Linked DNA regions of Homo sapiens: region 1 is linked to region 2. The links are chromatin contacts, found by Hi-C or POLR2A ChIA-PET in ENCODE. All regions are on one chromosome and are shown on one strand. The core of a region is the stretch at or near the end of the contact, and the rest is flanking DNA. Distances in the headings are between cores, read along the strand shown.

Evidence for each region. A loop is a pair of places that touch in the nucleus more often than their neighbours do. ChIA-PET counts read pairs that join two places held with the same protein, here RNA polymerase II (POLR2A).
Region 1: a map of PC-9 shows a loop between it and region 2 (3-fold over the local background). The contact joins two enhancer-like sites. A Hi-C loop is called at or near these places in 2 of 168 maps with a recorded cell type or tissue (PC-9 and natural killer cell). POLR2A ChIA-PET finds 5 or more read pairs at or near these places in 10 of 52 experiments (A549, B cell, GM12878 and 7 more).

The regions. Positions count from the first base shown.
Region 1 is chr16:57,059,871-57,064,767 of GRCh38, reverse strand. NLRC5 (NLR family CARD domain containing 5) reads right to left here. Exons shown (of 49, transcript NM_001384950.1): 31 at 3,237-3,320; 32 at 3,067-3,150. Among named protein-coding and RNA genes, the nearest start is that of CPNE2, 30 kb to the left of the region's middle. RefSeq lists an enhancer at 2,227-3,426. Within about 2 kb of position 3,286, at least 22 of the 41 ENCODE cell types and tissues checked have a DNase peak (open chromatin) inside an H3K27ac peak, as active enhancers do.
Region 2 is chr16:57,026,955-57,031,592 of GRCh38, reverse strand. It overlaps NLRC5 (NLR family CARD domain containing 5), which reads right to left. Exons shown (of 49, transcript NM_001384950.1): 6 at 4,575-4,638; 7 at 3,438-3,521; 8 at 3,208-3,291; 9 at 1,737-1,820; 10 at 1,509-1,598; 11 at 130-189. Among named protein-coding and RNA genes, the nearest start is that of NLRC5, 40 kb to the right of the region's middle. RefSeq lists an enhancer at 4,624-4,638. Within about 2 kb of position 3,297, at least 3 of the 41 ENCODE cell types and tissues checked have a DNase peak (open chromatin) inside an H3K27ac peak, as active enhancers do.

The DNA of each region.
Region 1 (4,897 bases), core at 2,037-4,536, 33 kb before region 2:
ATTTTTAGTAGAGATGGGGTTTCACCATGTTGGTCAGGCTGGTCTTGAACTCCTGACCTCAAGTGATCCACCTGCCTCGGCCTCCCAAAGTGCTGGGATTACAGGCGTGAGCCACTGCACTGGGCCACTGATATTTTTAGATTTAAGAAAAGATTCACATAATGTTACATCACAAAGGTAAGGAAACCAAACTGTATATAAAACATGATCCCAATTTTGCATTTCAAAAAAAGGAAAGTATTTGGAGAAAAAAAGTGTGGAAAGAAACAGGGAGAGAGATGTGTGGAAAACATAGGAAAATATATTAAATGTTCATGGTGGTTGTTTAAGATGATAGAATTCTCATGAGTGATTTTTATTTTATGTCTTCTTTAATTTTCTATATTTTCTAAACTTTCTACAATGCATGTGCATTAATTTGAAAGTAGGAAAAAAGAGAATTAAGTCAAATATTACTGCTTTAAAGTTATGCTGAATTTTTAAAGCACTATTTTCTTTATGTATTTCTGGATTTTCTGCACATTTCAACAATGATTAAATATTATTTTTTTATTTTTATTTTTTGTAGATATGGGGTTTTGCCATGTTGTCCAGGCTGGTCTTGAACGCCTGAGCTCAAACAATCTGCCCACCTCAGCCTCCCAAAGTGTTGGGATTACAGGCGTGTGCCACTTCCCCCAACCAATATTATTTTTAGACTAAGAAAAGTTTTATTTGAAAATGTTATTTTGGCTGGGTGCAGTGGCTCACACCTGTAATCCCAGCACTTTGGGAGGCTGAGGTGGGGGGATCACGAGGTCAGGAGATCGAGACCATCCTGGCTAACATGGTGAAACCCCGTCTCTACTAAAAATACAAAACATTAGTCAGGCGTGGTGGCGGGCACCTGTAGTCCCAGCTACTCTGGAGGCTGAGGCAGGAGAATGGCGTGAACCCAGGAGGCGGAGCTTGCAGTGAGCCGAGATCGCACCACTGCACTCCAACCTGGGCAACAGAGCGAGACTCCGTCTCAAAAAAAAAAAGTTATTTTGGGTGCTCTAGCAATTCTGGATATATAACCAAAATAATTGAAAGCTGGGACTTTCTGGCTGGGCATGGTGGCTCACGCCTAGCACTTTGGGAGGCTGAGGTGGGAGGATCACTTGAGCTCAGGAGATCAAGATCATCCTGGGCAAAACAGTGAGACCTCATCTCTATTGTTTTTGAAATAAAATAATATTTAAAAAAAGAAAGCAGGGACTGTCAATTGGGCACTTGAATGGACAACCCAAGTGTCAATTGATGGATAAGTGGATACACAAAATGTGGTCCATCCACACAATGGAATATTATGCAGCCTTAAAAAAGGAAAGGGCTGGGTGTGGTGGCTCATGCCTGTAATCCCAGCACTTTGGAAGGCCGAAACGGGCAGATCATCTGAGGTCAGGAGTTCGAGACCAGCCTCGCCAACATGGTGAAACCCTGTCTCTACAAAAATACAAAAAAAAATTAGCTGGGTGTGGTGGCGGGCGCCTGTAATCCCAGCTACTCCGGAGGCTGAGGCAGGAGAATCGCTTGAACCCAAGAGGTGGAGGGTGCAGTGAGCTGAGATCGAGCCAGTGCACTCCAGCCCAGGTGACAAGAGTGAGACTCTGTCTCAAAAAAAAAAAAAAAAAAAAAAAGGAAGGAAAGTCTGACACAGTGACACACGCTGCAACATGAATGAACCAGAGGACATTATGCCCAATGAAATGAGCCAGTCACAAAAAGACAAATACAGACAAATACAAATGACTCCACTCATATAAACTATTTAGAGCAGTCCAATTCATAGAGACAGAAAGCAGAATGGTGGTTGCCAGGGGCTGGGGTAGGGGGGAAATGGGGTGTTGTTTAATGGGGATAGAGATTCAGTTTTGCAAGAGGAAAAGAGTTCCGGAGATTGGCCGTACAAAAAAGTGGATGTACTTAACACTCCTGAATGGTACACTTAGAAATGATTAAGATGGCAAATTTTGTTATGTGTATTTTATAATAATTTTTACAGGTTATTTTGGGGAACAGTCAGTTCTTAGGTGCCTTGTCACAGGCTGCAATGAGAAGTGCACAGCTCTGTCGGTGACGTAAGTTTTTTGGGCACAAACATGAAACTGAATGTCATGGAGCCTTTTGATCTAACGTCCAGTTTCCAGGAAAGTCGGGGTTAGAGGAACACGTGCCATGACATCATGAGAAAGCCACCAGAGTCAGGAGCAGGACAGTCTGCAGTACACACAGTTGCTGATTTTGTCAACAGACACTGACATGAAACAGAAAGCTGTGGTGAGGGGATGGGGGCAGTGATGCCGCAGGTTAGAAGAGTCAGAAGACCATCGCCATCCCGTGCAAATGCAGACCAGATGTGACAGATCCTGGATCCCAAAAGCCAGCTGTCTTATCTGGGGGACAATGGGGACATTTTAGATTAGACTAGGTAGTACCCGACACTAAGGAATCGCTAACTGAGTTTCTTAGGTGTCCTGATGGAACTGTGATTACTGAAAAAAATGTCCTTATTTTTTGGAGCTTCACGGTGAAATATTTAGGAGTGATGGATTATGAGGTCTATAACTTACTTGAAACCGCTTCAGCTGAAATAAAAATAAAAATAGAAGCAAATATAAAAAAAGTATGAACAACTGTCAAACCTAGGTTCTGGGAATAGGAGTTTTAAAAAATTATTCTTTCTACTTCGGTATCTTCTTTTTCTGAGTGTTTTAAAATGATCATAGTGAACAGACAGACAAGAACTTCGTTTCAGTTTATTTTTGTCCTCAGTTCAGTATCCTCTGAAACCTTCTTTCTTTCTTTCTTTCTTTTTTTCTTAAATCCCAAAGCACAGGCCTCCAGTGTGGGGAAGGACAGTTTCTCTGTGTGCCTTGTGGAGTCTCTGGGACAGATGGACAGGGTTTGCTCAGGGTCCAGATGGCAGGGTTGTGGGTACAGGAAATGACTGGGGCCATGATCCTGGGGGCCTCTTACTCCAGTGCCCACCCCTGCTCCCATTCATGCCATGGCCCCTCCCGGAGGCAGCGGGGGAGGAGGTACCTGAGGCTGAACAGCCCTGCGGGTCGCCCCACCAAGCTCAGGAGGATGGCCAGCTGCTTCTGGCCCAGGCAGCACTGGGTCAGCCTGGAGACAGAGGTCAGTCACTGAGGTGGCTCTGGCAGGGTGCCCCCACCCCTCTGCTGTCCTCACGGGCTGGGTGGGTCACTCACGTGAGCTCCGTCAGCTGCAGGGACTTGCTCAAGCCGGTGGCCAGCCTGGACACGTGCTCTGGCCGGAAGCTGCACTCACTTAGCCTGAGGGCAGAAAGCCAGGGCAGAGCCTGGGTGAGGCCTGTGGGCACTGCTGCTCAGCTTCATCTCAGCCTCCCTGAGGGCCTATTGGGGGAGCATCCCACCTCTGAGGGCAAAGGCCTGGAGCAGGGCCTGAGAGGCCAAATATGCAGCTCCTGCTCTGGGAGCTTCCTGTCTCTTTGGGGAGGAACCTCCCACACCCCCTGTAAGAAAGTATTAGGAGTAAGTTATTTAGGGAGGCTGACTCTAGGTCAGGCACTGTGCCAGCCTCTGGGTGCATGGGACTTCCTGCCTTACCCGCAGGGTCTCCTTTAATTCTCATAGCACCAATTAGAGGTGGGGAAACTGACTAACCCAAGGACACACAGCAGATAAGAAAGAAGGGCAGAATCTGGTTTCCATCCAGGTCAGTCTGACTGCAGACCCCAAGCTCTTAACCACTGCCTTACTCTCCCGGACCAGCACTGGCTGAGCTCCCTGGGGAGGGAGGTGTGCCTGGGATTCTCCGTGGGGCTCTGCTGTCCAGGCATCTCAGCCCTGGGTGGCCAGCAGACGGGCCCAGCCAAGTGAAAGGGCCCAGTGAACCTCGGGGCAGTTCACTCTGATGAGGCAGGGCTGCTGGGATACTTCCAGGAGGGGCTGATGTTTGAGCTGGGTGTTAAAGGATTGGGAGAATTTTATCTCAGAAAAGGCAAGGAAGAGAATGTTGAGCTGAGTGCGGTGTGAGCAGAGGCAGAGAATCTTCAGGCAGGGCTTGATCTAGGAGCAAATAGTGAAGGTTATGGCTGAACTGTGTGTGTGTGTGTGTGTTGTGTATGTGGTATTTGTAGGTATTATGTGGTGTGTGTGCTGTATTTGTAATGTGCCAGGTATGTATGTGGGGGGTTTGTTTTTGTGGGGTGTGTGTATTGTGTGGTGTGTGTGGTGTATGTGTGTGTATGTGGTATGTGTATGGTATGTGGTGCGTTTGTGTGTTGTGTGTGCTGTGTGGTGTGCGTGTGTTGTGTGTGCTGCGTGCTGTGTGGTGTGTTTGGGTGTGCTTGGTGTATCTGTGGTATATGGGTTGGTGTGTAGGGCGTGTGTGTGGTGTGGGGGAGGTGGGAAGGAACATGGTGGAAGGTGACAGTTGGATCAGACTGTGAGGGAGAAGATGCTAGGGACTTTGAACTTCACCCTGGGGTTAATGGGGAGCCACTGAGGGGCACAGAGTAGCAGAGGGGCACTGTCAGATGTGTGTTGTGAAGATCCCTCTGGGGGCTGTGGAGTGAATGGAGGGGAGGAGGCCTGATAAGATGCAGGGATCAGTTTGGAGGCCCTGTTCACAGCTGAAGTAAGACATGTAAAGGAACTGGCCGTGGCAGTGAGTCAGGGCTACCAGGGGTAATGATAATGATAATAATAATAATAATAATAATAATAATAATAACAGTTACAATAACTGCTGACAGCACTCCCATGAGCCAGACCTTTTCCTGGCACTTTATACTTATTAACTCATTTAATCCTCACAATAACCCTAAGGGGTAGGTTGTGTTATTATCCCCATTTTACTTGTCCAGGGCCACATAGCTGGTAAGTGG
Region 2 (4,638 bases), core at 2,048-4,547:
TGCAGCAGTAGCAGGAAGAATTCCCATACCCCAGCTCTTCCTAGTCTCTTGGTCACCTTTCCCCTCAACTGCCTGAGCCCAAGTTGCTTCTAAGGATGGCCCCAGGCCCACCGCCTCTTGGCTTCTTACCTTTGTAGCTCTGCAGTTGTCTCTGTGGGCGGGGAAAGAAGGAAGATGAGGTCCGCCTCCCTGCAGGATCAGATACCAAGCCATGAAACCCAGAGACTGGAAACCAGCACATCACCCACCACAGGCACACCCTTTTCTGCCCCAAATGTTCAAACATCCAGATAAAGCTGATTTTGCAATTGACAGGGAAACATAACGGAACTAGCAAAAGTGTTTTAAATCAGGCATGTGAAATACTGATTATGTCTTTGCTTGATGAATCCTGCAAGAGTGTTTTAAAAAGTCAGAAAAACAATTTTCACAAGAAATATAATAAAAATTAAGAATGTTGTGAGTTTTTTTTTTTCCTTTCTTTTTAAATTTGAGATGGAGATCTCACTCTGCTACTCAGGCTGGAGTGCAGTGGTGTGTTCACACCTCACTGCAGCCTCAACCTCCACGGCTCAAGCAATCTTCCCACCTCAGCCTCCCAAATAGCTGGAACCACAGGCATGCACCACCATGCCCCATTAATTTTGTTCATTTTTTGTAGAGACTATGTTGCCCAGGTTGGTCTCGAACTCCTGAGCTCAAGTAATCCTCTTGCCTTGGCCTTCCAAAGTGTTGGAATTACAGGCATGAGCCACTGAGCCCGGCTGAATTTTTTTTAATAGAAATTTTTATGAGTAAGAAAAATGACACCTAACCTACCCCATGATCAAAACTGGCTATATTGGTTCAGCACCATGGAGGGCAACACACAGCTAATTATTCCTTTGGCTATGCCTGTGCTTCGTAGACTTGTTGACTCATTCCTTCATCCATCCATCCATCCATCCATCCATCCATCCATCCATCCATCCATCCATCTTTTCACACACCTATCCATCTTTTCAGCTAGCCATCTATCCATCCATCCATTCATCTATCCATCCATCCATTCATCTTTTCATCCACCCATCAATCTTTCCATCCATCCATCCATCCATCCATCTTTTCATCCACCCATCCATCTTTTCATCCATCCATCCATCCATCCATCCATCTTTTCATCCACCCATCCATCTTTTCAGCCATCCATCCATCCATCCATCCATCCATCTTTTCATCCACCCATCCATCTTTTCAGCCATCCATTCATCCATCCATCTTTTCATCCACCCATCCATCTTTTCAGCCATCCATCCATACATCCATCTTTTCATCCATCCATTAATTCAATATATACCAAGTACCAGGTGCCAAGCCTGAGCTAGGTTCTGAAGGTAAAGCTGTGAGTAAAACAGTAGGGTATGCACAGATTTATCCTGCAGACGAGGGGCCTCCTCCATTTCCCATCCCACTTTCCCCTCCTCTTTTCTCAAGGCCCATAAGGCCAAGATCCCTTTCCTTCTGCTCACCTGGCCTGAAGCATCCTGACGGTAGGACACGTGACTGCCACCCTTGCCAAGCAGAGTAGGGTTGACACGCAGATGCTGTTGCTGCTCAGGCTGCAAGATTGTGGCAAAGGTGTCAGGAGTGGAATCCCCTACCCCAGGGGCCCCAGACCTTCCTTGCCTTGCAAGGGAGTGGGGTGAATCAGGTATAGAGAGGGACTGGGCTGCAGAGGCAGTGGAAAGATCACTTACTCAAGCTTCCGGAGCCGTGGTAGGTGAGGGAGAACCTCCACAATGTTCAGCACCACCTGGTCACTGAGCTGGTTGTCCCGAAAACTGCGAGGAGACCAAGGCCCAGTCCCTTTGCCCTGGGGTTGGGGCACTTGCAAGCCCCAGTTAGCAAGTGACAGGATGGCCACCCTCATGTGGGAGACATAAGACAGGGGCCCAGAAAGAGCTGATGGCCTGCTCGCCGGATTCCAGCAGGCACGGCTAGGAGGAAAGACCCTCTGCTGGCCTCAATTCTGGGTCTATTCTGTTCCTATGGGGAAGTTTTTGCCTGGCGGCTCAAGGGATCTAGAAGACAGACTGACGGCCTCTTCATGAGGCACAATGAGGAGACCTAGCACCCTGCTCCCAGGGCTTATGCCTGGGATGTGCCTGGGATAGGCCCCCCAGGCAATGAGTAAAGTCTAGACTGGGACGCTGCAGACATCGCTTCCAGCCTCGGCTGTGGCCCTGACTCACCCAGAGCCCTGAGCCAAGCGCATTCCTCTCTGACCTCACTTTCCCCACCTGTTCACAAGCCAGCCTTGCCTGGGTTCCTAGCTGGGGAGACAGATGAGTTGAGGGGAGTGAGGGTGATTAAGAACAATGGTGGGTGATGAAAGACAAAATTAAAGTCACTTTCAATAGCCAGGGAAGAAAAATGTCAACAAGTTCAGTACTTCTGAACCTTGGCTTAATCACGGTTCACAGATGCCCAGCCGAGACGACAATAGGGACTGTGGTCCAACTTATTATTTTCACTCAACAAGTGCTGAACCTTAGTGACAGGCTGCATCTGTGTGGATGAAGTGGTGCCTTCTCTAAATGTCATAAAGGTGCCATATAAACTAGCAGCGTTCTGCCAGGGAGGAGGGTCACTGGTCCCACTCCTCCCCATGGTACTGAGTCCCAGACACAGGGCAGGAGTATATTTGTGCATACAAGCTTAGTTAGTTAGAGTGTGCTGGCATCAAAATGTGTACATGTAGTTAAAGGTGCATGTGTGCGCTGCATACATGTGCACACCTATGAGTGGGCATGTGTGGGTGCATATTCTTGCATATGCCTGTGTACTTCTGTGCAAGTGTAGACATGTGTGAACAAATGTGAAGGTGTGTGGTGCTTCATGTAGTTATGTGTACCCACAGTGCCTGATTCCTGCCTACGCACTGCTATCCCTTCTCCTGGGATTTCAGAAAGAGGGAGGGAGCCTTAACACTCATGCTCCTCCAAGACAGTCTAAAATATTAGATGAAGGAAGCCTTGCTCTGGGGACTCTGGGAGCCTTGGGTTTGGACTCAGCCCTACTGAGTACTTGGACTGATGCCTTCCCTCTCTGGGTCTCACTGAAAAACTACTGGTCAGACTTGGAGGAACATGCAGGCCCCAGGGGGACTCTGGGACCTGGGCAGTGGCTCATCTCCCCAGTCAGTGAGCCCTCCTGGAGATCACTCACCTGACTTCTTTCAGCTGTGGACAGAGAGGCAAAGCTTTCACCAGGTGGCTGATGCCTCGGGCAGTGATTTTACTTCCTGCTAACCTACAGAGTAAGCAAAGATGGTGGGGAGGAACGAGGAGGGGAAAAGGGCGGGGCCAGGAATCTGCCTTGTGTAGGATTAAGGAGAGGGAGGAGAGTACCAGGCATCCCCAGCTGAAGACCCTTCTCAGCTCCAAGGCCTGGCTCACCCCAGCATCTGCAGCCTCCCCATTGTCGGCAAGCTCCTGGAGAGGGCTTCTGCAAAGGCATCCCCACACTTCCTGCTCTTAAAGCTGCCATAAGAAGAAGCGAAGTGTCAGAGGATCAGTGCTGGGCAGAGCTGAGAAGTCATCGCCATCCCCTCAGAGAGATGGGGCTTAATACAGTAGTACTAACAAATACATATTATGGCCGAGACTTCTAATCGTCCACCAAAGCCCATTCTCCACTTCATCTACAGCAATAGAGCTATCATGAGGAACATGGTTTCCCAGCCAGAGATCACATTTCCCAGCCTCCCTTGCAGCTCAGTGTGGCCAGGTGACTATGTTCTCACCAATGGAATGTGAGTGGAAGGGATGTATCCTAGTTTCAGGACTGAACTTTAATGCATTGACATGTTCCTCCATGCTCTTTCCTTGTTCCCAAGCCAGAGCACAGATATACCCATGACGTAGCTTTGACTGTGCAGATAGGATTCCCAAGGGGATAATGGAGCAAAATGGGAGGGACCTGGGTACCTGCATGACTGCGTGGAGCTGAGCCATTCCACTGACCTGGACCACCTACCTCTGACTCTTCCATGAGAGAGAAATAAAATTCTACATTATTTAACCTACTGTATTTGGGGAGGAGGTTTCTCTGTTACTGCAGCCTAGCCTTTTCTCTAGCTAATATGCACACTGAGCCTTTGCTCTGTGCTAGGCACTGTGCTACAAAATGTTTTTCATGCACCATCCCATCTCATTCTTGCAATGACCATATGAGTTGGCTATTGTTACAGATTCGTTTTAGGAACGAAGAAACTCTGGCCTAGACAGTGTGCATGTGTGTGCTCCATATACTTGCCCAAAGTCCACCAGCCTCTATAGACAGCCTGGATCTGTGGTTTCAGCCCATGATTGACAGAGAGACTGAGAGTCCAGAAACCACAGACAAGAGGAGGATCCATTTGGACTCCAGAGGTCCTGTCAAGGTATGGAGCTTCCTCTCTTGCATTGCAGGCCATTATGTTCTGATATTCAAGATTCTTATCCAGTCCTCTTGGCAGAGGTTTGCTAGACTGGTTGGCCTCTGCTCCCCCAAAAGCCCAATCCCCTCCCCGGTCCTCCTCCACTCTTACTCACCTGAGATTCTCTATCTGCCCACAGCCTACCAGAGCCTCAGGGCAGTGGGGCTCCAGGGGACAGC